Regions from separate parts of the Mus musculus genome. Here regions 1, 2, 3 and 5 are each linked to region 4. A link is a loop called in an ENCODE intact Hi-C map of the cell type or tissue named here. Cell type or tissue: left cerebral cortex. All regions are shown on one strand. Each heading gives the region's core, and the rest is flanking DNA. Links, peaks and the distances in the headings are about the cores only.

What was found. Hi-C counts contacts between places; a loop is a spot of excess contacts. Peaks named below come from ENCODE experiments on the same cell type or tissue, not always from the same donor. Only the 100,000 strongest peaks of a DNase experiment are listed, where the experiment ranks them.
Region 1: a loop joins it to region 4, with 9 times the contacts of the local background. A loop is called at or near these places in 4 of 42 quality-filtered maps.
Region 2: it touches region 4 in a loop (7-fold over the local background); 2 of 42 quality-filtered maps call a loop at or near these places.
Region 3: it touches region 4 in a loop (8-fold over the local background); 7 of 42 quality-filtered maps call a loop at or near these places.
Region 5: it touches region 4 in a loop (4-fold over the local background); 4 of 42 quality-filtered maps call a loop at or near these places.

Annotation. Positions count from the first base shown.
Region 1 is chr11:52,532,704-52,539,150 of GRCm38, forward strand. No RefSeq gene overlaps it. Among named protein-coding and RNA genes, the nearest start is that of Gm30366, 44 kb to the right of the region's middle. In left cerebral cortex, for the core only: no CTCF peak of the experiment used is centred there; DNase peaks (open chromatin) are centred at 2,092, 3,686, 4,311, 4,925 and 1 more place; H3K27ac peaks cover 2,841 bases.
Region 2 is chr11:52,761,875-52,768,321 of GRCm38, forward strand. Fstl4 (follistatin-like 4) reads left to right here and starts at 2,832. Exons shown (of 16, transcript NM_177059.3): 1 at 2,832-3,008. In left cerebral cortex, for the core only: a CTCF peak has its summit at 4,258; DNase peaks (open chromatin) are centred at 2,749, 3,168, 3,994, 4,267 and 1 more place; H3K4me3 peaks cover 2,793 bases; H3K27ac peaks cover 1,480 bases.
Region 3 is chr11:52,428,989-52,435,435 of GRCm38, forward strand. No RefSeq gene overlaps it. Among named protein-coding and RNA genes, the nearest start is that of 9530068E07Rik, 36 kb to the left of the region's middle. In left cerebral cortex, for the core only: no CTCF peak of the experiment used is centred there; DNase peaks (open chromatin) are centred at 756, 2,792, 4,163, 4,537 and 2 more places; H3K27ac peaks cover 459 bases.
Region 4 is chr11:52,645,566-52,652,012 of GRCm38, forward strand. All of the region lies in intron 2 of Gm30366 (a long non-coding RNA gene), which reads left to right. Among named protein-coding and RNA genes, the nearest start is that of Gm39823, 57 kb to the right of the region's middle. In left cerebral cortex, for the core only: CTCF peaks have their summits at 3,425 and 4,144; DNase peaks (open chromatin) are centred at 2,921 and 3,469; H3K27ac peaks cover 2,467 bases.
Region 5 is chr11:52,519,394-52,525,840 of GRCm38, forward strand. No RefSeq gene overlaps it. Among named protein-coding and RNA genes, the nearest start is that of Gm30366, 57 kb to the right of the region's middle. In left cerebral cortex, for the core only: a CTCF peak has its summit at 2,722 (motif pointing right); DNase peaks (open chromatin) are centred at 614, 2,724, 3,239 and 3,895; H3K27ac peaks cover 879 bases.

The DNA of each region.
Region 1 (6,447 bases), core at 846-5,845, 110 kb before region 4:
AAAATTTAATAAAATGAGAGCCATGAGGGGGAGGTTCCAGCTCCACGTGCATTATTCTGCTTCCTGCTGAGGAAGCAAGGTGTGTGTCCAGGCAGGCTTCCTGTCCTCTGGATGTCAAAAATAGAAGCCTTGGTGGCAGTTGATGGCTTGTGGGCGCATTCCGTGGCAGCCTCTGTAATGGGTACAACTAAATGGGGTATTCCCTTTCCTCTCTCTCCCCGCCATGTTCTCTTACTTACACACCCCCTTCCGGTAGTGCAAGAAGTCCCCCCCCCCTTCCCCTGACTCAGGCCAGGGGATCAAAGATAGCCTGACTACATGAAACATCTCCTTCCTTCTGTGAACCCTAAGGAGGGACCTTCCACTCTGCCTCATGGGTCTGAGTTGCCCCAAGCCCTGGTCATGTCTGTCTATGGCATTAATAACCATGCTAATAAATCTTCTACCCAAAAGGACAACCTGCGTCAGTGTCCCCCAGAACCTCGAGCCTGAACCTTCTATAACAATAGTCTGTCCTAGAGTCTGTGGTTCACCCTGCCTCACTTATATGGCTATATCGCAATAGTGTGTCCTTGAGCCAGTCAGTGAGGGTGAAGGGTAGAACGCCTCAATACTTACACAGCAAAGAAAGGGACTGCAGAGTCTTCCCAGCTGGCCCTGGCCTCACTTGTGTAGGATGGTGGTCACAGGAGAGCTAGCTGCCTTTCCTAGGTTCTAGCCAGGTAGTGCCTGAGGCTCTCAGCATGGGCCAAGTGTTCAGTGAACACAGGTAAGAAGTCACTTTATATTATAGGCTAAATGTTGAGCGTGAAGTCCCTGCCGCCAGGGAGCCTGCAAGTAGGGAGGTGAGTGAATGTGGGTTCATGGCTACATGACATACTTGGAGACACGCCAAGTGCTGAGAGCCTCGGGTAGCCCCAGGGAGGTTGCTAAAAGGAGCACATTTTAAAAATTAGGTCTGTTGCCATAGCTCCGGGTGGGTCAAAAGCACTTGCTGACAAGCCTGACAGCCTGGGTTTGATCCCTCTATCCACATGATGGAACCCCAGCACTTGGGAGGCAGAGGCAGGTGGATTTTTTTAGTTTAAGGCCAGCCTGGTCTACAGAGTGAGTTCCAGGACAGCCAGGGCTATACAGAGAAACCCTGCCTTGAAAAACAACACAATAAAACACAACAAAACAAAACAAAACAAAAAATCCAAACAAACAGAAAAAGAAATAGTAAAAAGGAGGCCATGACTGCTCCCAGGTACGGTACAGGTTTACTGTAGACATGAGAAAGAGCAGAGGCAGAGGCTCTGAAAGGGTCCAGACTGAACATGTGAAGGAAGGAGGGAGGGGATGGGGAGAGGAGAAAGGGAGAGAGAAACCTGGAGCAGTGGACAAGAGGCCAAAAGGTGATAAAAGGTCAAAGGGCCAAGTCACCAACATGTCTGAGTTAGATAGGAATCAGAGAAGCTGTGGGAAGGGAAAACTCAACTCAGCCCCTGGGCTGAGAAGTTAGGGTAGGGAGTTGGGTATGCCAGCCAGAAGGATCCTATATAAGGGGTGGGGACTGAGGGATTTTGGGAAACCTTCAACCAGAGTCCACTTTGATATGTTAATAAGCACCTTCGTTAGCTCTTTGTCCTGTGTTTGAGAACAGATTTCTACAAGTTGTCCTCTGACTTCCTCATACCCACCCCCTGTAGGAACACAATAGGCAAAAACCTAATAAAAATCTGAATAAAGTGTGTGGATTTTAGGTTTGCACATGCCCCCCCACCCCCACCCCCGCCCCGGGTCTTTTAAAGTGGTAACTTCAGTTTCTCTGCAAAAGGGCAGGTTGGAAAACGTAGCACAGAAAAGGTCCATGGGGTTATCTTTATGTTGATGATTAAAGGCTTAGAACAAAAGGCTAGCTAACACTCTAACCAGCCCTAAGTCCAAAGATGTGATGACGACAATGATGACGATGATGATGATGACTGCGACAACGACCTCGCTGCTGCCGCTGCTGCCAATAGCCAATGCTAACGTTGAAAATGAGTCATTACGGGCAGCAGAGTGCGTGTCTCCAGGTTTAATCTCCCGCACTCCAGACAACAGGTGTAGGCTGGAAAGAGAACTGGTGAGCATGCGCACTGGCCCTCTCACTAGGCTGGCTCTGGGATCCCCCCCCCCCCCCCCATCATGTTCATTCCAGCTCACACCCCGGCTTCATCTGAGACAGCCCGGCTCTTCCAAAGCAGCTGGATCAGTACATTTTTTAAAAATCAGAGAAATGATTACAGTTTGTCCCAGATTTCTGGAGCTGAGAGAGTAGTGAGACATTTGCATGAAGGCCTCGGAGGGTCTGGAGTTCTCGCCCGTCATTTATAGCCTTCCTTTTAATCGCTATTTATTTTTAAATATCTATCTAATGTATAATACACACTGAGGCGTTGGAGGCCATCGCCTTCCTTTTTCAGCCGTGTACCTAAAATCCCATTTACAGAGGACAAATAGCTCTTGGGTAAAGAGTCTTCAAAGCAGCAGTTAGCAGCTCTGCCTTCATGGATGGTGCCTATCTGGGGTCGGGGCACTGTGGCGAGATTATTTTAATTCCATTAGAACTCTCGGGGGCGGAGGGGGGGGGGCTGTCTGTCAGGGAGGCAGTTGCTGTTTTTTGCTGGCTTCTCTTCCCTGAGAAGGCTGTATAAGTTTCTTGGGGTGTTTGGGGAGGGGGGAGGGGAAACATGGTACCTGCAAGGGTCTGTTTACACTCCTGGTCCTCAGTAAGGCTGGAGGGACCTGCCAGTCTTCTCTTTGAACTTCAAAGGCTTGCTCCATCAGCGGGTCTTTCCTGTGGCGACTCAGAAGGGTGTTGGCTGAGTTTGTGTCTGTGGGTATGAGTGCCCTGGGCCATGTGGATTTAAGAAGGCAGCTCAAATATTCTGTAAACCAGACCGTATAGACCCAAACTGTGTCTGATTCCCTGGTCATACACAGATGCCAGGTCACACCCCAGTTTGGTGGCGTGGCAAACCCTGCCAAGGGAAAGGGAGGAAAAGAGTGCTTTGGTCTGGAGAAGAGGGACACCCGCTTCAGTTAAGGGAGGGGTTCCAAAAGGAGGTGATGCCTAGTTTGAACACTGCTGGACAACGAGCAGGTGGGGACCTTTCTCCTGCATGGGGCACGGGTTTGTCTCATGCAGGCTTGGCACTTTGAGAAGAAATGTTGTGGGGTCGGGACATGGCCAGACCCGAGCATCTCAGAAGACTGGCATCTGGCTCCAGAGTCCAGCTGGCATGTTGAGGTAGTTTGGGACAGGAGCTGGAGAAAGCGTGTTTCTTGTCCTCAGACACTTGGACCAGTTAAGGGAGAACATGGAGTGGGGAAAATGGCTGTCATATCTCCCAGAGAGCTTGGCTGAGAGGTGCTGCTTGCTGGGAGGGAAAGCAATGAATTATTTTACTAACTGCAACAGCCAAGAAATGTTAGCGAAGAACCCATATCCAGGGTGATGTGGGGACAAGGCTCCCCAAATGGCCTCTCTTACTGAACCCCCACCCACTCTGGGATCATGGGCAGATGGGCCTTGATATCAGATTCTCCTATGTAGGGTACAAGGGCCCAGGGGTTCCTTTTTCTTTGTTGAACATGGACGAGGCTCTTTTCAGGACTTGAAGTCTACATATTCCTGCTGTGGTGAGGGTGTGGGTGTGGGTATGAGGATGGGGGAAGGGGCTGGGAGGTGCCAAGTGCCTGAGGCATCTTCTTCAGGAACAAGAAGGCAGGCAGGGTGTGAGGAGACTAACTCAGTGCTCTGTGGTATCCTTGAGAGTGGCAAAGCTTCTTGGCCTTATGGCTGGAGGGCTTTGGATCCTAGATAGGAGGTTTTCTAGCCTCTCAAGGAGCTGCATCCTGGGGCTGGAGAGGGCGCTCCCTGGAGGCTGGACCAGCTTAGTGCCCGGTTAGTGTCCCAAGGAGGAGCCAGGGATGGTAGAGGCTCACCTGGTATCTGGAGGGATAGTGGCCTAACAAGAGAAGCAGCTACTAGGAAGCTTGGGCCCTGGGCAGCACTTCCTACACACACACACTTTCTCCTTCTCATCCTCATTATCCATGTCCTCCTCTTCCTCTCCCGTTTTGTGCTCCGCTGTGACATCTGTAAAGTGGGTAGCTAAGATTAGCTGTGCCATTCACAGGATACTCAGCGAATACTCTGTCCCCACCCGCTCCTATGATTCTTGGTGTTCCCTTCCCCAACTCTCTCCAGGGTCTCTGGGACCCAGCGAGTGAGCAAGCGGCCAGAAGGGAACACCCACCAGGACCCACCTTTCTAGTGACTCAGCTTTGGAATTCGTCACAGAAAAGTCAGAGCAAAAGATGTGAAGAGGAACTGAGTGGGGGCGGGGGAGCTCAGAATAGCTCCACCGACAGCTTGGGATGGGTGGGCAGCACTAATTTTATCTGCCTGCAGTTCCTCGAGTCACACTGTCAGCAAAGTGCCCTTCCCAGATGGCTTAGGGTAGCTCGGAGGGGGAGCCCGCTATCAGTAGGCTCCGAGTGAAATGGAGACCCTTTTGTGTGAGCCCTGAGGTGGGTATGCGCTCCCACCCCTGCAAGGCTTAGCATTACTGCTGTGAGTCCATTTCTGTTTTGCTGAAGTCTGTTACTAAGTCCTACACTCCCACACTAGTCTTCCTCAGATTGAGGGTCTGATGTTAAACAGGCATTACTATCTCCATCTTGAAGGCAGAAGTGAGGGCCTGTGTTTGACTAACTCCTTAGGTGGTACCATTGGGGAGATTGCGGGACCCTTAGGAGGTGGAACACACACACACACACACACACACACACACACACACACACACACACGCTTCTGGCCACGAATGCCACCATGTCTTGCTAATGAGGTGAACTGAATCCCTTCAAACATTGAGCTATCAAGAAGTTTTCTTTCTTTCAGGCGGTTCTTGTCAGAGATTTGGTGACAGCAATGAGACACCTCCAGTTTCTGTGCTCCAGTGTTTGTGGCTTCCAGTGTTTATAGTCTCCAGTGTCTGTGGTCTCCAGTGTCTGTGGCCTCCAGTGTCTGTGGTCTCCAATGTCTGTGGCCTCCAGTGTCTGTGGTCTATAATGTTCTGAAGTAGAGAATCCAGGAAGCTACAGAACTGTGAGATAGCTCACATGGGCGACTTCAAATTGTTGGCTTTGCAGTCGCTTGTTACTTGCACTAGACATTGACTACAGTGTGGGTCATAGCTATCAGCTTATATGATATTTGGGTGTGTGGCAGCTGTGAACTGCAGGGGCCATGGTCAGGATGTGATTTGCCTTGTGGCTGTGGTGACTCAGCTCCCTGTGGCCTTGTGGCACATCCCCCATAGAGCCTCTGAGAGTCACATGACAGCTCACTTTTTTATGTCTAGCACAGCCACGTTTTATTGTTGAATTAGCAGGAATAACAGCAGCATTTTAGTGGCTGATTGGGACCCGTATATTAGCAACTGTATTAATAAGCTCCTGGTGACAGGAGACCAGGAGAGTGAGAAAATGAGACACTGTATTTATCCCCAGTGCAAAATCCTTTTTATTATTAAAGACACTGTGTTAACTGAGGATAGATTTAAGGCCTGCTGGTAATTTTATTGAATAATCAGCAGCTCAGGGTCCCCACAGCAGCCTGAGCCTGAAACCCCTCATCTGGGGTTCCTGGAAAAGCCATAGAGCTGTATGTAGCACTTGCTTGGAATCCCTCCCATAAGCCACCCTCCCTGTTGGCGAATCCTGTGCAGGCGTCAGCGTGAGCCCTTGTTCACCTAGGACAGAGGGGAGGTAAGACCAGTGCGAGTCCTGGGGTATCTGAAGATAGAACTTGTGGAACCACCGTTAAAATAGTGTGGTGATGACTTGGGGCTCTGTCACAGGTGTGTCTAACCCATAGCCCCTGGACTGCAGGTGCCAGGGATGGCTGTGAATGCAGCCAACACAGAGCCATTAACTTAGGGGTGTGTGTGTGTGTGTGTGTGTGTGTGTGTGTGTGTGTATCAGAGTGACCTCTGGCATTGCTTTCTACCTTAATATTTTGGAGGTAGAATCTCTCTCCAATCCTGGCTAAGTTGGCTATTGAGCCCCAGAGACTCGCTGGCCTCTGTGAGCTGGTGTTAAAAAATCATGCTACCCTGCCTGGTCTTTTACATGAATTCTGGGATCCAAACTCAGGTTCTTATGTTTGTGTAGCAAGTGCTTTATCTTGGACCCATTATGAGATTTTTTTTTTTTTTTGCTTTTTTTTTTTTTTTTTGTAACTTTGTTGTGTCTCTAGTGTGAACTTTGTAGATGGCAACATGGTGTCACAATGTCAGAAAATTGAACATCCCTACAGGTACTTTGTTTCTCTGAGGGGGGCTACATATGTAGAGGATCCTTATACCCCAGCAAAAGCCAGCCTAGGTACTTTACCTGTGCTTGGTCTTATCC
Region 2 (6,447 bases), core at 708-5,707, 120 kb after region 4:
ACAGGTGACAGTGAGCCACCATGTGGTTGCTGGGAATTGAACCCAGGTTCTCTGCACTGTTCTTGCAGAGTTTGATTCCTAGTGGCTATTCTGGTGGCTCACAACCACCTGTAACTCTAGCTCCCAGGGGACCTGATGCCCTCTTCTGGCTTCCTTGGGTACCTGCACATACATGTACAGCCCCCACATTTGCATAATTAAATCTTAAAAACAAAAACAAAACACTGGAAAAGTAAAAAAACAAAAACAAAACAGTCTCTGTTAGTCTGGGCTACACAGTGAGAACCTGCCTCAAAACCTACCAAAACAAGGGATGTTTAAACTTCTAGACCTCATAGAGTAGAAGTATATTGATCACTTCCGCTTGTGTTTCTGAATCTGTACAGCTGAGCTAGTGCACTAACGCAATTTATGTTCGGAGCCCTTCCACCCCAAACGTTCTGAATTGTACAAATTCAAAATTTTACCTTAAAAAAATAAATAAACAGGGCTGGTGAGATGGCTCAGTGAGTAAGAGCACCCGACTGCTCTTCCGAAGGTCCGGAGTTCAAATCCCAGCAACCACATGGTGGCTCACAACCATCTGTAACAAGATCTGACGCCCTCTTCTGGTGTGTCTGAAGACAGCTACAGTGTACTTACATATAATAAATAAATAAATCTTTAAAAAATATAAATAAACAAAGCAACAAAACTTCCCCCAAGAATCCTAGTTAGCTAACGAGAAGCTTGCAAGTCCTGAAACGAAGATGCAAGGAAAGATGCAAGCAAATTCCAAAAGTCTCTGTGGGAAAACCAGCTTCATTCCCAGCCCAGAATGTGCTAGTAAAACAAAGAAATACACGGTGAAAGCACAAAGCAACTGGAAGAGGCATCAGCATGCGTGCGGCACCCAATGCTGCCTCTCGGAGGTGTGTTCGACTCCAACCTTCCCACGTCACTTTCTCTTATTCCAAGGTGACTCGTTATCCCACTCTGGTTTTCCGCTCAGTGGTCACAACGGCTCGCCGTGGAGGTCAGCATCAGCTCTTGGGGAGTAATCTGAACATCTGTTTCATAGCAGTTTCGTTCTCCTTCTCCTTCCTTGGGAAGCATGAAGAAGCCCAACGTTGTTTAGAACATTAAACGTGGCTATTTCTGGTCTTGGTCAGTCTGCAGGCCTTGACTTATACGTGACCTCTAGTTATTAAAAAACAACAACCTCAAAAAATGAAACACCACTCTCCTGCCTGGAATCCTGCACTCTGGCTACTGGGCTGCCTCAGCGACTTGATGCTTAGAAAAGAGGGATATGCCTCTTTTTCCACCTCATCTTGGAGAGCTGTGTGGTTTAGTCCCATCTGCAGACTGGGGATGCAAGTTCAGAAGGGGTTGGGGGAGCGGGACATCACTTCTGTGCCCCCTGGCACCTGTTAGGGGCACTCATTTTCTCTTTCTCAAGATGGAAATTGTGCCTCACCTCCTGAATTCCAGGTATATTCAGAGAATCCAGCCTCCAGCCAGCCTTGGGGATTCATTCATGGATGGCATTGGCAGAAAATCATGGTCAAATAGCAGAGAGCATCATTCTGGCCACAGCCCCAGGGCACAGAGAATACCGCTGCCTTTTTATATCTGAGTGCAAATTTTGGCGCTCACTGGCCAAGTCACAGCTGACTACGACTTGGAAGTCACTTTGATTTTTTGCAGCTGAGAAGCAATTACAACCGGGTCTGAGTTGCACCACTCTCTGGACAGTGGTGGAAGGAGGGCTAGATCCTACACCAACAACCTGAGCAAGAAAGGCTCTGTCGCCCCACTCACTGCAGTATCTTCCGGAACCAGCCCAGAGGCTTGTACTCCAGGGGCCCAATGGAAGGACAGACTCAACCAGCCTTTCATATTTCCACAATTTCTTTTCTATTTAACTAATCTTATCTGCAGGGAAGCCCCGTTGAGCCCTCCTGCAAATCAGGAGAGATCCCAAAGGCATGGGCAGGACAGAAAGCCATTGGACATCCACACCAGCACAGTAGGAGGCAGGACCTGGGCAACTGTGAGGTTAGGTCGAAAGTGACAGAGGTGTTTGCAATTTAGCTGAGCACATATGAAGAGCTGTGGAGGAAAGAGAGAAGAGAAGAGAAGAGAAGAGAAGAGAAGAGAAGAGAAGAGAAGAGAAGAGAAGAGAAGAGAAGAGAAGAGAAAAGAGATGGAAAAGCCAGGAAGCTGAGGTCTTAGGCCCAGGAGAGGAAAGTGTCTTGTTTTAGGAACAAGACACGTTCCCGGCTCAGCCTGGTCAGGCTTGGCAAATGTCACCTGGGAATCTTGTAAGCGTCTCTAGTTGGGAGTAAAGAAAACTTTGCTCTTTCACAGGTAGTTGGTTCTCAATGCAGGGAGGAGTGTTCCCTGAATATTGCTTCAGGGACATCTCTCTTGGTGCAATGTACCGACCCCGTAAGGTTTCACGAGAAATGGCCGCTGATTGAGAGCAATCCTGCGCTTTGAGCAAAGCACAACCTTGGGGGAGGCTGGCCCGGAAAAGAGCTTAGAGGAGAGGAGGGGTAAGTGGGAAAACAGAGGCAGGGGGTTGTCACCTGCTGAGCTTCCTGGGAGCCAGGGGAAAGAGAGCTGTCTGGCCCAGGTGGTGCAGGGAACAGGGAATCCTCGCGCTCTGCTTGCGCGCCGGGCTGCTCTACACCTGCCGCGGGGTCTGACCCGCAAGCAGGCGGGAGGCGAGCACAGGTGGCGGCGATTGGGCAGGCGGGGCCCGGAGGGTGACGTCACGGGCTCCGGTCCCGGCGGCAGAAATAGGGCAGCCGCGGCAGCGGTGGCACAGCGGCGGGCGGCGGAGGCTCGGAGAGCTGGAGCTTGGACTATCTCTAGCACGCCAGGGGACCAGCCGACAGCCGGAGACGACCCAGCCGAGGACGCGGGGTCCGGGTCGCCGCCTCTGTCGCCGCCACGGGGCGCTCCCTCCCTTCCACCCGAGTCCGGCCACCTGGTCATTCCCTCGGCCCCGGCCGCCGTAGGTAAGCGGGTCGCAGCTCCGGAGAAGATGCGGGTGTCCGAGTCGTGCCACCGCCGCCAGCTCGTCCCGCTGCTCTCCGCCCGGGTCCCGACGCCCGCAGCTCCGCAGCTCGCTGCAGGGCCCGGTGCGGGCGTTCGCAGGTTCTCACTGCCCACGCCTGGAGAGCCAAGTTTGCGCGCCTGGCTACGGGCACGGGACCACAGGGCCGGGACTCGGCAGGGCCACCCTGGATGCGCTAGGACTGGGGGCTTAAAGCTGGGGTACATGGGGTTTGACACCCGGGGATCAGCGGTGGGGAACGGAGTGATCCTTATAGGCGCGCGGGGCGCCACGCAGAACTGCTCTGGCTGAGCCCGAAGCTCGCGATCCGCACCGAGACCCTGCAGGCGCCGCTCTTGGGCTCTGAACCCCCGGATGGCCTCAGCCAAACCCTAGCGACAGACCCTGGCTCAGACCTGTGCCCTTGGCTGGGATCTAGAGTGCGGGGCGGGCATCCTTTGCACCTTCTTCCCCTCCGCTTTGCGGGGAAACTTGCGTCCCCTTGTCGCAGCCCAAAGATAATCTGCGCCTCTCTTGGCCCTCGTTATCCCATGGCCCTCAGTGTAAGGAGCTCAAGAAGAGGGCATCCTAGCAGAACCCTGCCCTGGGGACCTTGTGGCTTTCATCTTGCGAGGCCACAGTTGTTGCCAGTAAGCAGCTGCTGTAACCCACTGGGAAGTCTCTAGGGAGCAGTTTGTCCTGAGGATATTTAGGTTGGGGGTGGGTGGGTAGGTGCTAAGAGCAACTGTGCTGACTGACTTCGGCCCCTCTTTGCTCCACCGAAGGAAGAGAGACCATTTCTAAGTTTCAGAGGAGACCTGGGAAACGCAGGCAGAGCGCTGCTCTTGGGGCGCATGTCGCCTGGAGTTTGGGTAGCACTGCAGCACGAGGCTTTGAGCACTCTCTGCAGCTGACAAAGCCGTGTCCCACTTGGCTTCCCCTATGTCTGCCACCTGAGGACTTCCTGTCCTGAAACTTGCAAGGGAAGAAACTGACTGGCAGCGGTCGGTAGGGCTCGTGGTGCCCAGAATTTGGCGAGCGTCTATGCTGTCCTTTGGTCAGCTCAGAGTTCTCTGGGAGTTTCCCCTCGCCCCCACCAGGTCTGCATTTTCTCCCAGAGCTGGTCCACCTTGCCCTGCCTAGAGGACTTCCCTCCAGATAACCGTCTCTTGACACTGATGAATAGCGCTTCGGTAGTCTCCCCTCCGTCCCCTCTAGGTGTCGCTTCTATCGAGCTTTCCATGAGTGAAAGACAGCGCCAGTAGCTTTGGTCTGTTGTCCTAGTAAATCTGTTGCAAGCCTGTGCTCCAAGAATTGTACTAGGTACCCTCCCCTGCCACGAGGTACCCAAATCCACCCACCCCTTTATATGCCTTACACAGAAATGGGGTACTTGCTAGCCAAAAAATCCGTACAGAGAACAACACCCCTTGGCATTTTCTAAGGAGGAAAAAAGTGGGGGGGGAATGAAGAAGACGTCAGGACTTTTCCAGAAAGCCCTCAAGTTATATTCCTGCCCAGCAGCCACTGGTGATGCAAGGGAGAATTTTAACAGTCTGTTCTCGTCCCTGATACTGGCCAGTATCTGTTCCGGTCCCTCTGACTCTGAGGATAGGCTCTGGTGTGGACATTGGTGTGGAAAGCAAACGAGTCGGGGAGTGACTAGGACTTGTGTGGTATCATAGCCCCAGCACTTCTCTGGCAGAACCCAGTGACTTCCTGTTTCAGTTGTGTGAGAAGGGACCTCAGGCCCAGGTTATTCTGCCACTGTCAGCTGAATGCTGGCTTTCTTCCTCCTATCATGGGGCCCAATACCTCACTCTTCCCAGGAAGACTTCAGCCTGAACCAAAGGTCATCCAGGGAAAGGGTCCATGTGTTAGCAGTCCTAATTATGTTGTCCCGGGGGCTTTTACTTTTCCTCTTAGAATTTGATGTCACCAAGTTTTGTTAATTGCAGAAAGGTTCTCCCCATCCCAACCCCCTTTCCCAGAGTGAGACCAGCTCGCTGAACTGGGCAATGTCAGGACTTTGATTCCCCTGGTTGTGCCCAGTAGGTGAGAGAAGGAGGGAGAGACTGGGTCACTCACTGTGCTTTTCCTTCTGTTAAGGAATTGGAGGACCGGTTTATTTACTGTGTCCTCATGTGATGGTCTTCTATTTGACTTAATAGCCTGTTCCGGGAACTGGTATTGAATGGTTACGTTTTCACAAACCTGTCCCAAGTGTCTACCCTACCTCTGGAGGTATCTTTTCTCTCCAAGTCCCACCTTCTTGCTTATGTGTAGTTACCATGTTTTTCCAAACAAGATGAAATTAGGTATTTCAAGAGAGTGTCTCTCTTAAAGTGTTTTGCCTCTTACTGAATAATACTAAGACATGGAACATCAAATATAATGGGAAAACCACGGTTTAAAGGACATATTTAGGAGTTATCTGAAGGTTGGACAGATAAGGGTGATAGAAGCTGTAGGTGAATGTGTAAAACTTCAGTTCCAAGATGAATGCCATCAATTTACACATTGCACATGGAAGTATTTAGGTCTTCAATTCACCAGTTGTTGGATAATAAGGAGTTCATAATCAATAGAAAATTCAACTTAGGGCAGATGAGATAGCTCAGTGGGTAATGGCACATGCTCTCAGGTTTGAGTTTGAGCCCCAAGATCCACACGTGGAAGAAGAGAACAGACTTCTGCCAGCTGTTCTCTCACTTTTAAACATACACACACACACCCAAATAAATAAATGTAACAAAAACGTAGAAAATACGATGCCACTTAATTACATTGTGCTGCAGTTAGCTTGGTAGATGCTTATCTTCTCCAGGTTGGAATTTTTGGGGCTATTTGGGGAAATTTGACGTGCTTTTCCTTTTTCCTAAAACACACGCAAATCAAAACTAGAGTCTAAACCTTTCAGCAGAAATTATGATGTAGCCACTGGTTTCAGGTTGAGTTTGTGCAGTCCCCATTCCCCCAACATCAGGCAGATACACAGAAGAGGATGGCAGGGCTCTGGGGCTCCCCATTTGATAACTCCCAGTTGATTGTCACCAGGGCATGGTGTAAACTATAGTCCGATTCAAGTACCAAGCAGATGTTTAGAAATGCAGATGCCTCCAGGGTTTGCTCTCTTAGAGGCTCTACCAAGGCATCTCTGCCATTTCTAAGCCATTTGTGTGTGACTAATCCATAGCGACTGGCCTGGTAATGTTCTCGTGTTCTGGAAAAGAGGTCAAGAGAGAAAGAGAGCTGATGAACAGTGTCCCCAGTGGCTAGCATTCCCACTTATCCTGAAAGGTTTGGTTACAGGAATAGACAAGACAAGTCTTGCCTTAAGCATATAACCATGTAAGACTCTGGCCACTGATCCTACACAGCTTACATGTTGGTTTATGGTC
Region 3 (6,447 bases), core at 562-5,561, 220 kb before region 4:
TTTCCTCAATTGCATTTCCAATGCTATCCCAAAAGTCCCCCACCCCCTCCCCCCCCCACTCCCCTACCCACCCATTCCCATTTTTTGGCCCTGGCGTTCCCCTGTACTGGGGCATATAAAGTTTGCCTGACCAATGGGCCTCTCTTTCCAGTGATGGCCGACTAGGCCATCTTTTGATACATATGCAGCTAGAGTCAAGAGCTCTGGGGTACTGGTTAGTTCATAATGTTGTTCCACTGATAGGGTTGCAGATCTCTTTAGCTCCTTGGATACTTTCTCTAGCTCCTCCATTGGGGGCCCTGTGATCCATCCAATAGTTGACTGTGAGCATCCACTGGACTTTAAATGTGCTCTTCCTTATAGCCGTGGGGATCCCAGCATTGGATAAGAGTCACGGCTTTTGGACATGAGTATGAGAGAGAGGGGAGGCCGTCTAGTTGGGTTGTGGGTCTGAGACTTCAGCCAGATGGAGACAGGAAAACATGAGGACCAGAGGGCTGGGAACAGAGGTGATTGGGGGCAGCTGAGTTCAGGGAGGATGGGAGGGACCGGCAGCCAGAGCAGAGCCCAGAGAGAACGATGTCCCCTGGCTCCCAGGGGGCTGTGGTCAGGACAGCGCATGTGTCCCAAGCATGCCCACTTTGGTCATCCCACTGCCTCTGTCTGACCTCAACCAAGCTCCACCCTCCAGCAGCTGTGATTGCAGGGAATTCTGCCCGCTCAGCTCCTCCACAGTCTATGGGTGAGAAGCAGTGTTTTATAAATAACCCCGGGTGAAAACCACCTTAAACACAGCACACACACACACACACACACACACACACACACCCCGGAGCAGAAACACCCAGAGGCAAGGTGTATCGTGCCGGGTGTGACAGTGTGGGTGTGACAGCGTGGCTGGCAGGTGCCAGGCATGGGGAGAGGATGTCCCTTTGTCACTGAGAGCCCCTTCAGCCATACTGAGCTCCCAGCCCTCACTGTGACTCCCTGGCTCCTTGTCCTGACTGGCTTCTTAGAGGTCACTGAAGAGGGAGGGCATGACTGCTGTGTGTGTGTGGGGGGGGGGTCTCGGGGAACCAGCATCTAGGGTCAGACCTGTGCTCCTGCACACAGGTTCCCCACCACTGACTGAGCCCCAAGAAGTGGGCACACCTCAGTCCTGGGAGCCTGAGTCCTGCCTGTTTCCTTTTCACTGTTTCCACACTCTGGTCTCAGCAACCTTCTTCTGAAACTGTGGTCACAGTAATTGTAATCATCATTACCACCACCATCTCCTCCTCTCCCTCCTCCTCCTCCTCCTCCTCCTCCTCTTCCTCTTCCTCCTCTTCCTCCTCCTCCTTGTTCTTTCTTCTTTTTTGATGCAGAAGCTCCTGTAGTCCAGGCTGACCTGGAACTCCCTGTGTAGAAGATGTCCTTGTACTCCTGATCTTCCTGTCTCTACCTCCTCCAGTCTCTACCTTTTAAGCACTATGCCACCACACCCAGTTTATGTGGTACTTGGGATTGGACTCAGGGCTTCCTGCATGCTGGGCAGTCACTTTACCAACTGAACTACATCCCCAGTCACAAAGAAGCTTTCTTTGGTGAACCCAGTGGCATCCTTTGCCCACCTAGAATAACCCCTGTCTCCTTTCACTGGCTCCTCTTTCCATCCTTCAAGTCCCAACTTCATCTCTGCAGATGGGACTTAGCTGCTCTCCTGGGAGGAGCTTAGGATCCCACCATGCACTGCCAACCCTCCATTTCACTCTAGTATCTCTGGTTCTGAAGTCAGTATAGCTCCATAGGAATTCAGTGAGTCTAATGTCCCACATCTTTATAAGCTCCCCAGAGATTGCTGTCCCGTGTCCCCAGCACGGAACACAGCTTGGCACACAGTAGGTGTGCAACGAGTGAGGGAAGAAAATCTAACAAAGCATACCCTTTCCTAGAACCAGAAACACACATCCTACAACTGCAACCCTTTCCCACCTTCTAGAAACATCTGGCAACTGGATCCAGCCGAAGGCAGAGAGAAGCCAGCTGAGAGACTGTGCCATGGTGCACTGAGGTCAGAGCTGCGATGCTTGGAGCTCTGGTCTTTCCCAGGCAGGAGTAGGAAGGCAGAAGGACGGTGGCAGTGCCACACTTTCATCTCATCAGCTGCCCAAGTGGGCTGCAGGCATCAGAAGATAGTCCCAGGTTACTATAGTGGAGGGGTGAGACCTCCCCACTTAAGGGCAGTGTGGTCCTTTCAGGTTCTAGGAGGGATGCTGGAGGCCCTAACTGGTGTCAGGAGATACATCCCTGGAAAGGGATGCATTTGCCTGAGCATCCCTGAGCCTTTCTTAAGGAGTCCAGGTTTTGCGTTAAAGTAATAACTACGCAATTCAGGTCGCAACCAGAGTGCTAGAACATTGGCTCCCAGGGGACACGCTACCGAGCCCGAGGGGACGGGTGTGTCTACCTGGGGTCACTAAGAGTGCCATAGGCTTCCAGGGCTAGGATGCCTGTGTGTGGGAGCCCAGGGCTGGGTGAGAAGGAGAAAAAAGGAGGAGATTAGGGTGGGAGATAGGAGGAGGGAGAGCAGGCAGGGAGAAGGAAGGGAACGGAAGGAGGAAGAGAGAGACACCTTGGTCTTGGGGACAGGTCTCTCTTAGAAGAACCCTTGAGACACAGGGCTCGACACAGCTCGGCCTGGCAGCCACTGGCAGGGAGCCCTCTGGCGTGAGCACCATGCTGACAATCACCTCTCTGAGTGCAGACTGTGGGCCTGATTCCAAGTGGGAGGGGTGGTTTAATGTTAAAAGCAGCAATTTGTTAAGTGCTAGCATTGAAAGCATGGGTGGGATTTATAGTCCCATCTGTGGCAAGCCTTTGTTCTAAGAGGCTTAACAAAGTGGCAGTGGTCCAGGCCTCTTGGCCAAAGGTCCCACTGAGAGGGGCTTTGTGCTGGTCGGTTTATGTCAACTGAACACAAACTACCCGGGGAGAAGGATCCTTAATTGAAGATTTGTCTTCATCAGATTGGCCAGAGGGCATGTCTGTGAGGCATTTTCTCGATGAGTGATTAATGTCGGAGGGTCCAGTCCATTTTGCCTCCCCTGGGTTGTGCTAAGAAAGCAGGCTGAGCAAGCCTCAGGGGGAGCAAGCCAGTAAGCAGCATCCCTCCATGGTCTCTGTCCAGTTCCTGCCTCCAGGTTCCTGCCTTGAGTTCCTGCCCTGGCTTTCTTAGATAATGGACTGAACGTATAAGCTAAGCTAAACAGAACCCTTTTCTCCTCCAGTTGCTTTGCTCACGGTGCCCAGGACAGCAGTAGAAAGGCACACTGTGCCAGCCTCTCTCAAGGACACAGCCCTGAACGGTTTCTGGGTTCTCTGGCTCCAGCCTAGTTGCACACACCTGCACTTGCTGGGTGTGTCAGCTCACTGGTGCTGTGCAGGTCCTCCAGCCCCTCAGCCCATCCCTGCACGGGGCACCCGGGTAATATTGGTTAGGAAACAATGACCAGAAAACTTCCACACCTGATCAATACCAGTTGCACTTACTTCTTCCTGGATATTTTCTACCTTCTGTTGGTCGAAATCTCCAAATGCAAAACCAATGAGAGAGCTGACTGTATCCGCCGTAGATGTCTCGCCGATTGCCTTTTCTGTCACGGCCACGGAACATTCCACTGCTTCAATCTGTTTGTATGTAACCATTTCTCTACTTTAGGTCGTTTGGGTTTTTTCCAGTTTTCTTCCCTGTTAGGAGTAATGTTGCAGAAAATATCTGTGTATATCAATCTTTATACACATGTCTCTCTGTCTCTCTGTCCCTGTGTATCTTTGTGTCTGTCTGTCTGTCTGTCTCTGTATACACTATGTGCGTGAGTGTGTGCACATGGATGCTATGGTCATCTATGATCATTCTGAAGCATACTGACAAGTTAGTCTGGCTGCCCCTCAAGCCTGAAAGCCTCCTGCCTCCACCTCCCCAAGGGCTTGGATTGTAACTGTGTGCTGTGTACCTGGCTTTTAAAATGTGTGTTCTGGGGTTTTAAAGCCCACATTCTCTTGACCCAGTCACCCAAAGCTAGAGTCAGACACCTATCTACAGTTCTACAGTTCCCTCCCATTCAGTGGGATGCTGAACACATTACCTATAGCTCTCATCCAAATCTGCTCACAGCCCCTGTCAGGTGACACCATTCCTGCCCATGGATGGAACAGGGGCGAACACACAGAGGCTAATTAATTGCTTAAGATTTTGGAGTCTACAAATGTCAATGCTGGAACTTAGAAACAAAATAAACAAACAGCCCAGCACAGTGTGAGATAAACAAGGCCATCTGGAGTGGGCTGACTCTATGTCTTGGGTGGGAGGGTGGGGCTTTGTTCCCATAGCTCACTCTTTCTTTTTGGACTTCTTCATACACGCCATCTTTTGGGTGGGTGTTCTGAACGCTTCCAATTCAGGACTGTTGCACCTAACACTTCCTCTGCGTGTGTTTAGCTCCTGTCCACCTCCACCTGCTACATCTGCAGTGGTGAGAAGAGAAATTCAAAATGTCATTGGAACCAGGGACAGAGCATCTTCTGGAGGAGGGGCTTGCTGTGACTCACAGCTGGGCTTTAAGCCACTGGAATGTTTCTCCTGGCAAGAGATTGCTGTAGCATCGGAACGTTTTGAGCCGCAGGCCTTGCTCGAGTAGCCCCAGAAAAGAGCCTGTGTCATGTGGTCTACTTTGGAGGGTTCTTGTCCCAGTTAGGGTTTCTATTATGTAGTGAAACACCATCACCATGCCCAAAAAAAAAAAAAAAAAAAAAAAAAAAAAAAAAAAAGAAATGAAAAGAAAACAAATCTTGGGGAAGAAAGGGTTTATTTGGCTTACACTTCCACATCACTGGTCATCATCAAAGGACATCAGGCAGGAACTCAAATAGGGCAGGGACCTAGAGGCAGGAGCTGATGGAGAGGCCATGGGGGTGTGTGTACTGCTAACTGGCTTGCTCCCCATGGCTTGCTCAGCCTGCTTTCTTACAGAACCGGGAACATCCAGCCCAGGGATGGCCCCACCCACAAGGGGCTGGCCCCTTCCATCAAATCACTAATTAAGAAAATGCCCTACAGGCTTACCTATGTGGAAATCTTACGAAGGCATTTTCTCAACTGAGGCTCCCTCTTTGATGGCTCTAGCTTGTGTCTAGCCAGCATAGTTCTCATTGTCTCCCAGAGGAGCAGAGATGCCATGAGGAGTCTGGCATGTGGGAGGGTCAAATCCTGTCACCACAGTAATTTGGCTCTTGGCAGTTCCAGCAGCTGGTGAAGTTTCTGTCCATCTTTCCAGATGTTCTCCCTCCTGCTAAAGCTGAGAGATCGATGAAGGAGGGGCAGAGTGAACTGCAATGCTGAGAAGCGTCTCAGGGTAAGAGGTGCTGTGAGTTGGTGATGTCACTGTGAAAGAGAAAGGCCCAATTCCTAATGCTTTAGACTGTGACCTTGTTAGAGATAGGGTCTTGGCTACTGCAGTTCATTAAAACAAAGTGGGGCTGGATGAGGGTCAACCTGCATCAGTGACCACGTCATGGGAAGGTCATGGCAAATGGGGGTAGCTGGGAGTTGTAGTTTGAATGTGAAATGTCCCCCATATGTTTAAATACTTGGTCCCCAGTTGGTGGTGCTGTCCTGAAAGGTTGTGGAACCTTCAGCAGGTGGAGGAAGAGAGTCACTGGGGGTGGACCTTGGCGTTTTATAAACTGGACTCAATTCTTGTTTACTCCTTGCCTCCTGATGGAAGAGATTATTACTACTACGCCCATGAAAGACTGTGGGCTAAAATAAACCCTTCCTCCCATAGGTTGTTTCTTGGTAGGTGTTTATTTGGTTACAGCAATGAGAATAGTAGCTAATGCAGGAGTGTCTGAGCTGAGGGTTGCTGGTTGTACCAGTAGCTAGGTGGCAGGGGAGGATGGCTGGCCATATTGGAAGCGAGGTGTCAGAGGAAGATGGTCCTTACTGGAAGCTGGGTGGTGAGTGACAACGGACTCCATCTGGGATTTTATTGGCATCTTGACTTGGGACTTAGCATCCAGATTCCAGTTGATTAAAGCCTCCTAGTTTCTGGGCACTAATACAGGGTAAGTGGTGCTTGGCCCGAGCTGAGACACCAGACTCCCATCCTTGGAGGATGGGGATGCGGTCTCAGGGATGAAGGAAGTGTTAGAGTTTTCTACCCAAAACTTAGAGTGCAAAATAACGATTGAATGCCTGACTCTAAGTAGGCAGGCACCCCAGGCAGTCTTGCTGGGTGGTCCTCCAGTTCTTCATATCTGTAGCTTGCATAGGTCCCCGGGCTCAGCTGGAATTTGAGGGTCTTTGTATGTCCAAACCTGAGAATATAAAGTGACTTTCATTAAATTACCTTAAAAAGATCTTTACTGGAATTTCAAGTCCATCGATTGGTACGAGGGTCTCTATATCAC
Region 4 (6,447 bases), core at 924-5,923:
AGGCATGCCCAGAGGCCCATCTCTCAGGTGATGTTGGGTCTCATCTAGTTAACATATGAAATTAACCATCAGTTTTTCCTTTTTCTTTTTTCTCCTCTAACTTTCTTGCTAGTTCATATTCTTATAGAATACTTAATAATCTGTCCATTCATTTATCTACCCACCATTGCATCTATCCATTCATCCAGAAGCTGGTTTCCAAATCCTCCAATCTAATAGAAGAATCTGGGTGCAGACACTGTTCCATGATGGAGACTGCTTGGTGCCACCTAACTATCTTGGCTGGGCAGTAGGACTATCATTTTCTAGCTCAGAAGAATTCCATCCATCCATCCAACCATCCATCCATCCATCCATCCACCCATCCTGTGTGTTTCATGTGCTTATTTTCCTAGAGCCTCCTCTCTGAGCTCTAGGCGCTGGTAGCAGCAGAGCAGGGAGTGGTTTTTTTTTTTTTTTTGCTTATAAATGGTGTAGGAAAAAAAAAAGGTAAATTTCCTGGCTACTGCATGAGTGCTTTATTGATTACAGAGCACCAATCAAATTAGCTGTCAGACGTGCATGCAGATGGCACTACGCAGAATGGATTTTCTATATCCCTTAATTGCATTATTTCAATCAGCAGGTGAGCATTGCATGGCCTGTAGTGGAGCTGGGGGTGGAGAATGGGTTGGGTTGACACACGATCTGGGCCAGGGCTTGAGTGACACAAGTATTTCAATATCAAGATTGAGGCATTAACAAAATGAGTCTGGTTACTTAATGGATTAGATAGAGGGTAGGGACAGCCTTCAGACAGGAGGCAGAGGCTGTCTCCCCCTCCCTTGGAGTCCAGAGATGTGTTGATCTCAGGTGCAAATAGACTGAGATGACTCTCGTCCATGTTTTGAAAGTGGGATTGCTTAGGAGCTGGAGCAAATCTCAGTTCTATTCACAGCCACCGCTCTTCAGAGTACTCTCAGGACCTCCATAAAGGGGCTAATTACTGCCCCTTCCTATCCTGATTTCATGTCTGTGGCTGTGCTAAACTACTTAAAAAAAAAAAAAAGAAAAACACTTAGGGAAGAAGAGGTTTACTTCAGCCCACAGTTCCAGGCTACAGGCAATCACAGAGGCAGAAGCTGGAAAGAGCTGGCTACATTGTGTCCATAATCAGGACCAGGACAAAGAATGCATGCATGCTTTTGCTCACTGCACATTTTCTACTTTGATAGAGTTCAAGGCCCAGCCCTAGGGAATGGTGCCACCCACAGTGGGTGGGTCTTCCCACCTCAATCAAGACAATCTCCAGAGACATGCCCAGGGGTAAACCCAGCGCCTCATTGAGACTCTCTTTCTAGGTGATTCTAGGTTGTGCCAAGTTGACAGTTAAAACCATCCCATTCCCTCTTTGCAGTATGGGGGTGTTAAAGGTTTAGCAAGCATGTGTGGTTGGTGCCCAATAAATGTTTCTCCCAAGGGCTGTTGTTCTTAGAGCCCAGGTTCCGCTGTAGGGTGGCTGTTTTAATGATGTTGAAAGCAACAAAGGCAGAAGTGTTTCTCAGGAATTCTCTTGCCAGGAAGGGTCAACCTTGGACTTGGCTCTTACTCTGCTGGGGCAAGGGACACATGGCAGTATTTGTAAAGATCCACCTGGAAGAACTACCATTTTTGGGTAGAGATGGGTTTTGTAGTTGTTCCTTCTCTATCACTTAGTGCCCAGAGTCCACTGTTGGGTCCAGTTTTGTGGTGACACAAGGCTCATATGATTATAGATCACTTAACAAAAGTGAAATAGCATAGCCATTTTAAGTGCCTCACTGGGTGCTGATTTACAGCTGTGGTTGTAGGGCTGGCCTCCTTGGCTCCTGTCTATCATGTTTGCCATTCCAGTACCTTCTAGCTGTCTACCTCTGGCCTCTCATGTTATAAAGTCCCCTCTCTTCCCCCCAGGCTCACTCGAGTGCTTTAACCTTTCATGGATAAGTGCAGAACAGAGCTGCCAGGCCAGGGTCAGCTGTGGGACAGCAGCAGGACCCGGCTTGCCGCTTCGAGAAAGAGAAGTTCTTTGGATACGAAAGACAGCTGTCATCATCTCCACCACCACAGCTAAGCTTGGTGGGGTGGGGCAGGCAGAAGGGAGCATGCAGCACTTGCTCCAGTCCATAGAATCATTCCTATCAGTGACCCGTCCTCAGACAATAGAACAGAGAGGTGTTGGGGGTGGGGGTCGGGGCACAAAAGGAGACAGAGGCCGCTCAGCTCAGTCCTTTCTCTATGGCTTTCCCAGATGGGGAATGAAGTTGGGGCACACAACTTGCTCATAGGGAATCCCACAGCAACAAAGATACTTCAGAAAGCTCATAGTTTAAAGTATTGACTCTTCAGAGAGAAAACTCTAAGGACCTCTAATTAGGAAGCTTGTGATAAGTGTGTATACTGTGTTAGGAAGGAGGGAGGATGTGTGTGTATCCCGACATAGACATCATTCATCTATGCATTCATTTGTTAATACAACAGATATGGGAGGGCTTCTGACATGCCCAGGCACGGTCAGGGCCAGAGCTTGGACCGCCCAGGGAAGGATGTAATGAAGGGCTTGAACATGGAGAAGCCATGGGACGAAGGGGCCATGTAGTGAATTAGAACCAGTGATTCACACTGAGAAGTCAAAGCCACCGTCATCAATCATTCAGAAAACAGCTGAGTCTGGCTGTGATTCAGGGCAGCTGTGTGTGGCCCCCTTCCATCAGAGCTATCTGACTGGAGGTGGGAGCGGTGAGCTCAGGGTCTCTGATGCAGGCCCCGGGCTGAACACAAAGATTAAAAAAGAGTGTGGCGGTGGTGGGGTGCAGGGAGGCAGCAGGGAGTGAGAGGCTGAGCCGAAGCTGACAAGCAGGAGCTCGGTGTGCAAAGGGAGTGACTGGCGTGTGGGAGGGAGTGGTCTTTGCTGACTGTTGAGTGGGAGAAAGAACGGAGCTGGTTGGTAAGTTCAGAGGCTTTCTCGAAGCTTCTTACTCTCTTATAGGAACAGGGATGCGAAGAGGCGAGGCGTTAAAGGATGGGTGGAGGGGGCCCTGATAATATGCAGGGAGAGACTAGGTAGTGCTCTGGGCTTCTCCAATTTTACCCAAGTGGTAGCACTGGGAGCAGTGGGGTCCCAGAGTGCGTGGCCATCTTCCTCAGAGTCACCATGCAGGCCCAGCAATGGCTGGTCCTCAGGCTCAGCCTAGGAGCCCCCACATCACCTCCTTTCCTTTCCACGGACCCAGGATGCCCGGGGTAGCTGTGGGTTGTCCACAGATTGGGGAAGCAGGAAACACTAAGGCTGGAACTCTGCTCCTCAGGCTTTGTAGATCCCCCCTCTTGAAATTTTCCTTCCTCAGCTTCTCTCCTTCCCTCATTTAGTAGGGCTGTGTTGGTGGCAGATAAATTTACCAGTTAGCCTGTAGGTGGTGGGGTATTGTGGTGGAGGGATGACTGTCCCCCTGGGGATCTTGAGTCTGAAGCAGGATGTAGGGACTTAGGGATGACTCAGCGCTGTTTCCCTTTGAGAAGACTTGAGCTGGTAATGTTAGCTGGAGGTTTTAAAGAAGGGTGTGGGGGAAACCTTTGCAAGCAACACCTACCGGATACTTGCTGGGTGCCGGGCATTGTGCTGAGCCTGCGACTGCATTGTTTGTTCAGTCCTCTCCAGGCCCTGAATGGGGACCGTGTCCTTGTTCTACTGATTCGGGAACAGTTATATAAACTTGAAACGAACTCTCCCAAGGTTGTGGACTAATCAAGATGGGATCCAAAGCTTGATTCTCTGGCTTCAAAGCCCTTAACGTACATTGTTGTCTGAGTTGGAGGTGGGTGTGTGTGTGTGCACGGGCACACGCCAGACAGCCAAGGGGCTGCCTGTGGTAGGTTCTTGATCATAGATGCTGTATTTGTGACCCTTCTTGTCACAAAAGACCTGACAGAAAGCAATTTAAAGCATTAAAGGTTTATTCTGGCTTATGGCCAAAGGGCATCATAGGACTTCATGGCAGGGCAGAGAGAGCAGCAGACAGCTGGTCATGTTGCCACTACAGTCAGGAAGCAGAGAGAGAACCGGAAATGAGACTGGGCTACCATACCCTAAGGCACTCCTGTAGTGACCTATATCCTCCACAAGTTTCCACCTCCTAGATGGAAACCAACAGCGCCACCATCTAGGGATCAGGTGTTTAAACCTAGGAGGCTGTGGAGGACAACACATGCTAGAACCATGGGTGGCTCGTGCCATCACCTCCTTTTTGTCTGTTGTTTTTTATGGCTCTTCCTTATTATGCTCCAGGAATTGTTGCTCATGGCTCTTGCACGTGGTGAAGAGGGACGACAGAGCCCTGGACCTGAAATGGAGACCACAGCTGTCCAGAGCGCTGTGTCCTGAGGAGGGTGATCATAAGCGCTCCCGGGGCAGCTCGAGCCACTGGGATTCGTGTTCTTCCCAAGGAGCCATTTGTTCTTTTGCTTTTCTGTGTCTCTCTGAGTAAGAGGCTGTCCCGATAGCTTCCTGTTTCTTTTCCCTTTGTACATTTTCCTTCTCTTGCTTCTGATATGCATTGCTTGTCTAACACCCCTCCTTCCTCACCTCCCATCATCATCATCCATCATCCCTGTTGTTGTTTCCCCCCAGTGGTCATCTGGTCACAGACCTCTGTGTCTCTGTTACTTCATACCATGGTGGCATTCCCATGAGGAAATGCCATAAGGACTGTTGGGTGCCAAAGGTTTGCATGCCCTGCTTCCCTTAAGTGAGGGGTTTTCTTTCAGGAACACAAGAGGCCTGTTCCCATTACTGACCTTCCATCCCACCCTGTGCTTCCCTCTTGGAGGCACCTCCCTTAGGGATCACGAAGACCTCCTTCCGGGGATGAAGCTAGGACTACCTTATTCTCAACTCAGACAGCCTGCTGTCTGAGTCCTAGGGCTGCATGAGTCCCCCTAGGGAGGCTTTGAGGATTGCTGTCCCAGCTGAGAAGCACATGCCTTTTAGCTCAGAAATGAAGCCTGGGATTTTTTTTCTCCAGGGGTTTATTAAGGCGCAGTGGGCATTTGACTATATAACGGTTGTCTGCAGCATGCTCACACTTCATGGAGTGCTACTGATGAGCCTCAGCTTGGTCCCTCGTCTGTCTCTAATACCTGCTCATGGGCTGAGCACAGCACTACTCTTTATTGTGACTGGAAAGTCCAGTAGGCTGAGATGTCATTTCCTCTGAGGCCCTCTCCTTACCCTAAGTCATGCTGTGACAATTTCCAGAGCCACCTGCCACCTTCATCCTGGCCCTGTTATCTCCCTATTCTCTGCCTTTGTGCACAAAAGCCACAAAACCTACCTGGACCTTACCATGGCCACCTTCTTCCCACCCCTTCCCACCAGGCTCACAGCAGCTAATGGGGGCTTTCACAGTTGCCAAGGGCTCCCCTGGGGCAGGACTGGCTTATCCATTGACTTTCTTGATACTGGTGGGTCCTGGGAATCTCCAGCCTCTTCATTGTTCCATGGTGCCATATCTCAGTTCTTTGAATTGGATTCATATTTACCTGCCCTTTTAAAACTGGGGAATGGTTTCTGGGTCTAGACATGACAACCGGGGATGGGGTCATGGGTAAGGGATCAGGGAGAAGGAGATAGCCAGCTTCTTACTGGCCTTAGCAGCTACGAGGTCAGCTAGGTCTTTACCCTTTCTGTCCCTAAGGGATTCCTGATTCTGCTCTGTAGTCCCGGGACTATGAGAGGGATTCCCCATGGGATTGTTCCTTCCCAGCTAGATCCATACACCACAATCTATCATGACTGATCCCCAGGTCTTCTAGAGAGAAACAGATGGTCTGCTGCCGCCTGAAGAACGTGCTGACTGAATAAGTTGACAGCAGAAGAAGTGATTGTGTGTCTGTGTGAGTGTCTCTCTCTCTTTCTGTGTGTGTGTGTGTGCATGCAAATGTATGTATTTGTGCACATGTATGTGTGGGTGCATGTATACACACATGGAAGCCTCAGATGTCATTTTTAAGAACTGTCCACCTTGGTTTTAGGGGTAGGCTCTTTCACTGGGACCTGGAACTAACCATGTTGGCTAGGCAAGCTGGCTGGTGAGCTCTAGGAGTCTGGGTTTTTCTACCTCCCAGAACATACATGTATGTTCGCTAGATGGATTTTTATGTAGGTACTAGATGTTAGCATTCCTTCTAGGCCCCACCCAACGTGGGGTTTGAACCCATGACCCTGAGATTAAGAGTATCATTCTCTACTGACTGAGCTAGTTTTGGGCAGAGCCAAGAAGGAATGCTAACACTGGGGGTGAGGAGAACTCAGGTCTTCTTGCTCGTTGAGGCAAGCACTTAATACAACAAGCTGATTCCCCAGCCCCTGGTTATGGTTTAAAACTCATGTTCTGGATCATTTGCTACAATTCCTTCAGCCCTTAGGAAGTC
Region 5 (6,447 bases), core at 524-5,523, 130 kb before region 4:
CAAATCTAAAAGGCACATAACAGAATGTGTCCCTTTTATTCCTGCTTTTATCTGTTCACAAATTGGGCTTGATAGTCTCCTATAACTTCTTTACATAGTGATGTACAAGAAAATATGAATGTATAGTTTTGTACGTCCTATCCCTATTTTCCCAAACAATAGCATATTGTATGCATTTTCTGACATTTTGCTTTTATCGTCTATCAAAACATTTTGATGTATAAAATGCACTTTCACTATGGTTTTATAGCTGTGTCATATTACATTCTGTGGGTATAACCTTATTTGTTTAACCTGTCATCTTTTGATAGATATTTAGGTTGTTTTTCAATCTGCTATTATAACCAATTCTGCGACTATGTTAGCATTCTTGTAGGATAAATTCCCAGAGGTGGAACGACGCAGGCAAGAGGGATGTATATTAGTAACCTTGACAGCGATCTTCAAATTGCCCTTCCTAGGATCTGCACAGTTCATGCTCCCGTCAGCAATATTTAAAGGACCCGCTTCCCCACACAAACACAATGTGTTCTCAGCCTCTTGGTGTCTTGCCAGCCTGGCGGATGAAAATGGTCTGTGCATCTCTATTTAAGTGCTAAGAGACCATTCCCGGCTGCTCCTCCAGCAGTCTTGTGGTTCTGAGCAATGTCTCCTTGGCCAGAACTTTGTCCTGTATTTCTTCCTAAATCATCCATCAACAGGAGGAACAAAATCACCCTAATTGGTCTGAAGTTAATCTGGTTTTACATCCTGTGGTGGGCCTGGGATCTGGGCCAGACCTCCCAGTGCATAGTGCCTGCATGACACTGGGCTACCAATGCTAAGGGGAATGGTGGCCATGGATGGGTAGGTGCTGGGCAGTGTACCCAGTCTCCTAGCCTGTTAAAGGCTGCCTCAGACCTGGGCTGTTAAGGTCAGATAGTGCTGCCCTCATACGCTCCCATTCTTCTGTGGTTGGTGGGTTTTTGGCTGCCCTGGGGCGGGATGATGTCTGTGCTCGTAGGTAAGTTTGTTCCAAGATCAGATCCAAGATATTGGTCGTATAGACCCTGTCACGGAGGAGTATAGGTTTTAAAACTTGCAGTCTGGGTTCAAATCTCATTCAAAAATTGTTATCTGTTTATTCACCCAGCTTCTGTGTGTGTGTGTATGTGTGTGTGTGCGCGTGCATATGTGTAGGCCAGTGGTAAATTGATGGTGTCAACAAACATTTTATTTATTTATTTATTTATTTATTTATTTATTTATTTATTTATTTATTGTGTGTGTGTGCATATGCACACACCAAAGTATTTGCATGGAGGATGGAGAACAAAATTTCAGGAGTGAATTTTCTCATTCACCATGTTGGTCCAAGGGATCAAACTCGGGTCATCAGCTTGAGGGTAGGCACATTCACCCACTGAGCTACCCCATGGACCCTTCGCATTAATTTTGAGACAGGGTCTTTCACCGACTCTAGAGTTCACCCACCAGTTGGGTACACTGGCCAGCAAGCTCCAGGGTCCTCTCTTCTCTACCTCTCTAGGGCTGAGTTTTCATGGTGCCTGGCTTTTTACATGGATGTCCCAGATCAGGGCTCAGGCCCTCATATTTGATCAGAGCCACCTCTTTGTCCCCACACCCCAAGGCTCTCCAAACCTCCGAGTTCTCAGCTGTAAAGCTGAGCCCAGGACAAAGGCTTCTCTCAGGGGACCCTTCCATCACCAAAGTTGAAAGCCTGTGTAGCAAGCACACCACATAGGCTTTCCTGAACTAGGATGTCCCACGTCACAAGACGGTTCTGCTAGGTTTTCTTAGGTCACGAGTCCCTGGGAATAGTTGGGAGGCTCAGTTGTCCCAATGTCCCCAGGCCAGGTGTACAGCCAGGCATACAAAAACTACTTATGGACTGAATGAGAGAGTAGCAATAACTTAGGGCAAATCAGGCTGCTGCACACCCTAACGGCTCGGCATTCTCAGTCATATTGAGGAGGGAGATCCCCAGTACCAGTCCGCATCGAAGCATTCACACACGCGTGCCTCCTGACGACGTGCATGGTTTATCTATGGCATCTACACTGTATTGATTTATCAATGCCCATTTTGCAGTTGGATCAATAAGCCTAATTGCATCTCCGGTTGACATGGGGATACAACCTGTTTGCAGTACGGAGAGCAATCTTGAGTTGAGAACCTGCCCAAGTCTTTATTTGCTTTCCAATTTGTAGCTGCTCTTATGACCAGAGGCCAGACTTTGTTGCTCCAACACCAGGAAGTCAAGGCCAAGTGAGGCCTGAGGGCTCTGTGTGTGTGTGTGTGTGTGTGTGTGTGTGTGTGTGTGTGTATGAGAGAGAGAGTGAGAGAGAGAAAGAGAGCTTTGCCTACTTAAGGAGGAAAATGGATGCAGGGTGCCTGTTTCTGGGGTGGGTATCAGCCCACTTACTCTTGAATCTCTGGTCATGTTTCTTGTTCATTGGACATACTTAAATGCCTACAGTCTGTCCCACACAGTAGGGTCTATTCTACACAGTAGTGTCTGTCTCACAAAGTAGGTCCTACGTTCCACATAGTAGGGTCTGTTCCACGCAGTAGGATCTGTCCCACACTGTAGAGTCTATCCCACACAGTAGGGTCTGTCCCACATAGTACCAGCTGTTATAATGTTGGCAAACAAATGCCTCAATATTCTTGAAGGGCTTTGGGGGATGTTTGAGAGAAGATGGCCAAGCTCTGGCAGTAGGTGGCGCTATGTCAAAGTCTGAGGCCCAAGTGTGGAAAGAAAAAGCTTTTCCTGGGAGCTTCCAAGTCCTCAAATAAAATGGAAAATGATGATTACGCATTCCTGTCTTTTAAAATCTTCAAACAGGACCAAAAGGACTGACTCTGTAAACACAAAGGAATTTCAGTCAATGAATAGAAGAATATCCATTTATTAAGCACCTACTAAGTGCCTGGTACAGTATTAGCATATTAATTCTGCAGGAGTGTTCTTTATATCACACTCCCTTGTCTAATCCATCTCTATTGCTTACCTTTTAGAGGACTACATTGATGAATTGTTCTATTAAAGAAGGATAACGATATTTAAAGTCTTTAATGGGAGAAGAATCACAAAGGAGTTTTTAAGACTAATTTAGACTTGTGTGGAACATTCAACACATTATGCTAATTTTTTTTCAGAAGCTGAACAGCTTAGAAGGGGAAAAAAATCAGCCTGTTTTCATCTTGCTGCCAAAGCTGGTGATCTAGGCCTCATCAATGCTAACAAACGCACTCCTAATAGCAGTTTGCATTTGTTAGGCTGAAGAATGCATCTCTGGAAAACATTATTAGTGCTTACATTATCTTACAGATTACACTCACGTTCAACCCAGGGTCCCAGGAAAAATATAATGGCAGATTGAAGCCAATGGGCTATTTTTATGGGATAGAACTTCATTATTTTACAAAGTTGAAAGACATCTTTGAAGATTCAGGGATATGTGTGTGCATGCATGTGTGTGCATGAGACTGTAGGGTAGCAACACTGCTCTTCTCCCCAGACTGGGCAGAGGGAGAAGCAACCAGGCCCTGCCCCAACTCCCAGGCTGAGTTCGGCCTTGTTGCTAAGCCCTTTTTTTGCTAAACCATAGGCTCCATGGGTTAGGGCACAGGGGTTCTGATTTCTATAGGCACCGCTGATAGCATCAGTCCCCTGGCTGAGCAGAGGCTCTCAACCTATGGGACCAGTAGCCAGAAAGACAGGGTTAGACTAGGAGCATGGAGAACCTACAGGGGCTCATATCCTTGAAGAAAGATGATTCTTCTTTTCCCGGTAGCCATCAGCTGCCAATAGCTCCTCAGCTAAGGGTAGGGTCTCATCTCCCCTTCCCCATACATGCTGGAATACTGACTGGCTTGGTCAAGCATCCACAGCTACTGTGAGTTTATGAATGCATCAGCAGTGCCAGGGGGCTGGGACTTCCTCGATTCCTTTCCATTTGTTAGTGACCCAGTTGCAGAAGCCACCAGCTTCTTGTGGTCTTGTCTCCAGAAGGAGTTTATCTCTGGGCTTCTTCTTTCCTGTACAGGGAAAGAGATACATTCTCTCTGACCACCGATAGATATCACTTCAACCAGCAGGAAATGTGATGTGGCTCAGGTCGGCTGTCCCAGCAGCAAGAAGGTCACGGGAACCTGGGACTTGAGTGGGAGGCAGGGTAGAGAGGGCCTTCTGTTGAAGGAACTGTTGCTCAGACTGTTTTCACACTGAGTATTCACACTGAGTATTCACACTGAGTATTCACACTGAGTATTCACACTGAGAGTCTCCACACTAAGGGTATTCTCGGGGTACATTAAGTAGAGGCTCTGGGTTTATTGTCCCAAAGGGGAGGTGGCTCTGTGAAGAAAAGCAGCTGGACCATTGGCACAAAAGTTGACACACCTCCCCATGTCCCCTCAGCTTGGCTGGGCTCAGCACAGCCACAGAGTCCAAGCCTAGATCTCTAAGCCTCTGTGCAGGGCTGGCTCCTGGCATAGCTTCAGCCAGGGCAGCAGGAGCTGTCTCTTGCTCTTCCCTCCTCCTCTTCTCTCTTCCCTTCCTTCTGCCAACTTCATTCTTCCTCTTCTCTCTTGGTTGGTTTGGTTTCTCGAGGAATCTGGAGGAAAGAGGCTCTCAGAGGAGGCCATAAAACCTTGGGAGTTCAGGTTTCTATCACACAGGGGAATGTGGAAGCCGATGATAGTCTATGAAAATTCAATAACCCTTGAAAACAGCGCCAGAGTTGCTCTCTGTAAATTAAAACAATGGGTACCAAGGAACTGTCTCTCACTCACCTCTACTACTGAGAATGTGGGACCAAAGAGACTTAATGAGGCGTCCGTTTTTTTTTTTTCTATAAAAATATAGTTGATTTATTTGAATCAATCACAGATGCAGAAGGTGGCCGATGATTGCGTTTTAGTAATAACCAACAAACAAAAGCCTCCTTGCCTCTTGTAGTTGGGGACAAATAAACAGATACACAGAAATTCACATCCCAGTGGGAAGATGCAGAGATGTGCCAGCCATCATACCAGTCTAGTTTGTTAAGCAGCAGTGGCTGTGTTAATCAGGTCCTGGCGGCTGTGGTATTGTTAGAAGGGACAGGAGAGTGCGGGTGGCATGACCATGTTCTGCTCTATCTGATGCCTTTGACCTCCCCCAACCTGTTGTTTCCTTTAATGAGAACCCTGGAGCTGAGGTCTTGTGTGTGCCCGGAAGCCTTGTGAGGGCGCTTAGCTCTCCAGATGCCTGGGTCTGTCTGTCTGTCTGTCTACCTATGTATCTCTGTGCATGTATGTACCTATGTATATCTGTGTATGTGCACATTTGTATTTTTGTCTGTGTGTGCGTATCCTTGTATCTCTGTATCTTTGTGTGTCTCTTAATATATGTATGTAATGAATGTGTGTATGTATATAAGTATGTGTCTATATATCTGCATGTATATGTCTGAGTATGGGCTTGTGTGTGCTGTATCTATGCATCTCTGTACATTTGAATAACTGTTTGTGTATATGTGTCTCTGTGTGTATATATGCAAGTTTCTGTTTACGTATGTGTGCAGCATATATATGTGCCTGTGTGTATATATATATGTACCTTTGTACATCTGTGTATCTATGTGTATCTGTATACATCTGTGTTTCTACATTTGTGTCTATGTATTTTTTGTATCTCATCTCATTTTGTGACTCAATATGTGTGCTTGTGTCTATATACGTGTATGGTATATATGTGTGTCTGTGCTTCAGAGCTGGTGTGTTTCTATGTATATCTGTATCTATGTCTCTTTCTGTGTGTCTATGTGTGTTTATATATCTGCATATTTGCCTCTGGGTGTGTTTATGCCTATGTGTGTCTATTTGCATATCTATCTCTGTGTTTCTGTGCCTATGTGTGTGTGTCTATGTATCCCCATATATATGCATATGTGTATATATATGCATATGTATATATACACATATGTATACACACATACATATATATGTCTCCAAGTGTGTCTGTATATCTGTGTGTCTAACCTGTGATGTGTGTGTGTGTGTATGTGTGTGTGATAAAGAGGGGCCATACTTCTCCCTGCTCAGTCACACATAGTGTTCCCCTTTTGCAGAATTCCCATTTCAAAAACTCGAGATCCAGGCATCCTGTTCCATCAAGTGATAAACTGGCAGAGCAGAAGACAGTCCGCCTGAGGGGGATTAATTAACTCCCTTTTTAGGACAAAGAACATTCTCTCTAAGATCCAAAACTCCTCCACAGTCCCTGTGCAGCTTCGGGTAGGAGGTGAGGCAGTGTGCTGAGTCCAAACCTACGGGAGATCTGGAACTGGAGGTTCCCCCGAGACCCCAGATTTGAGATATCGGTTTCTTTCACCCCAGCAGGTGATGTGCCCAGTGCCATGCAGGCTCTGTGCTTTGAACTCCATGGAGGGCTGACAG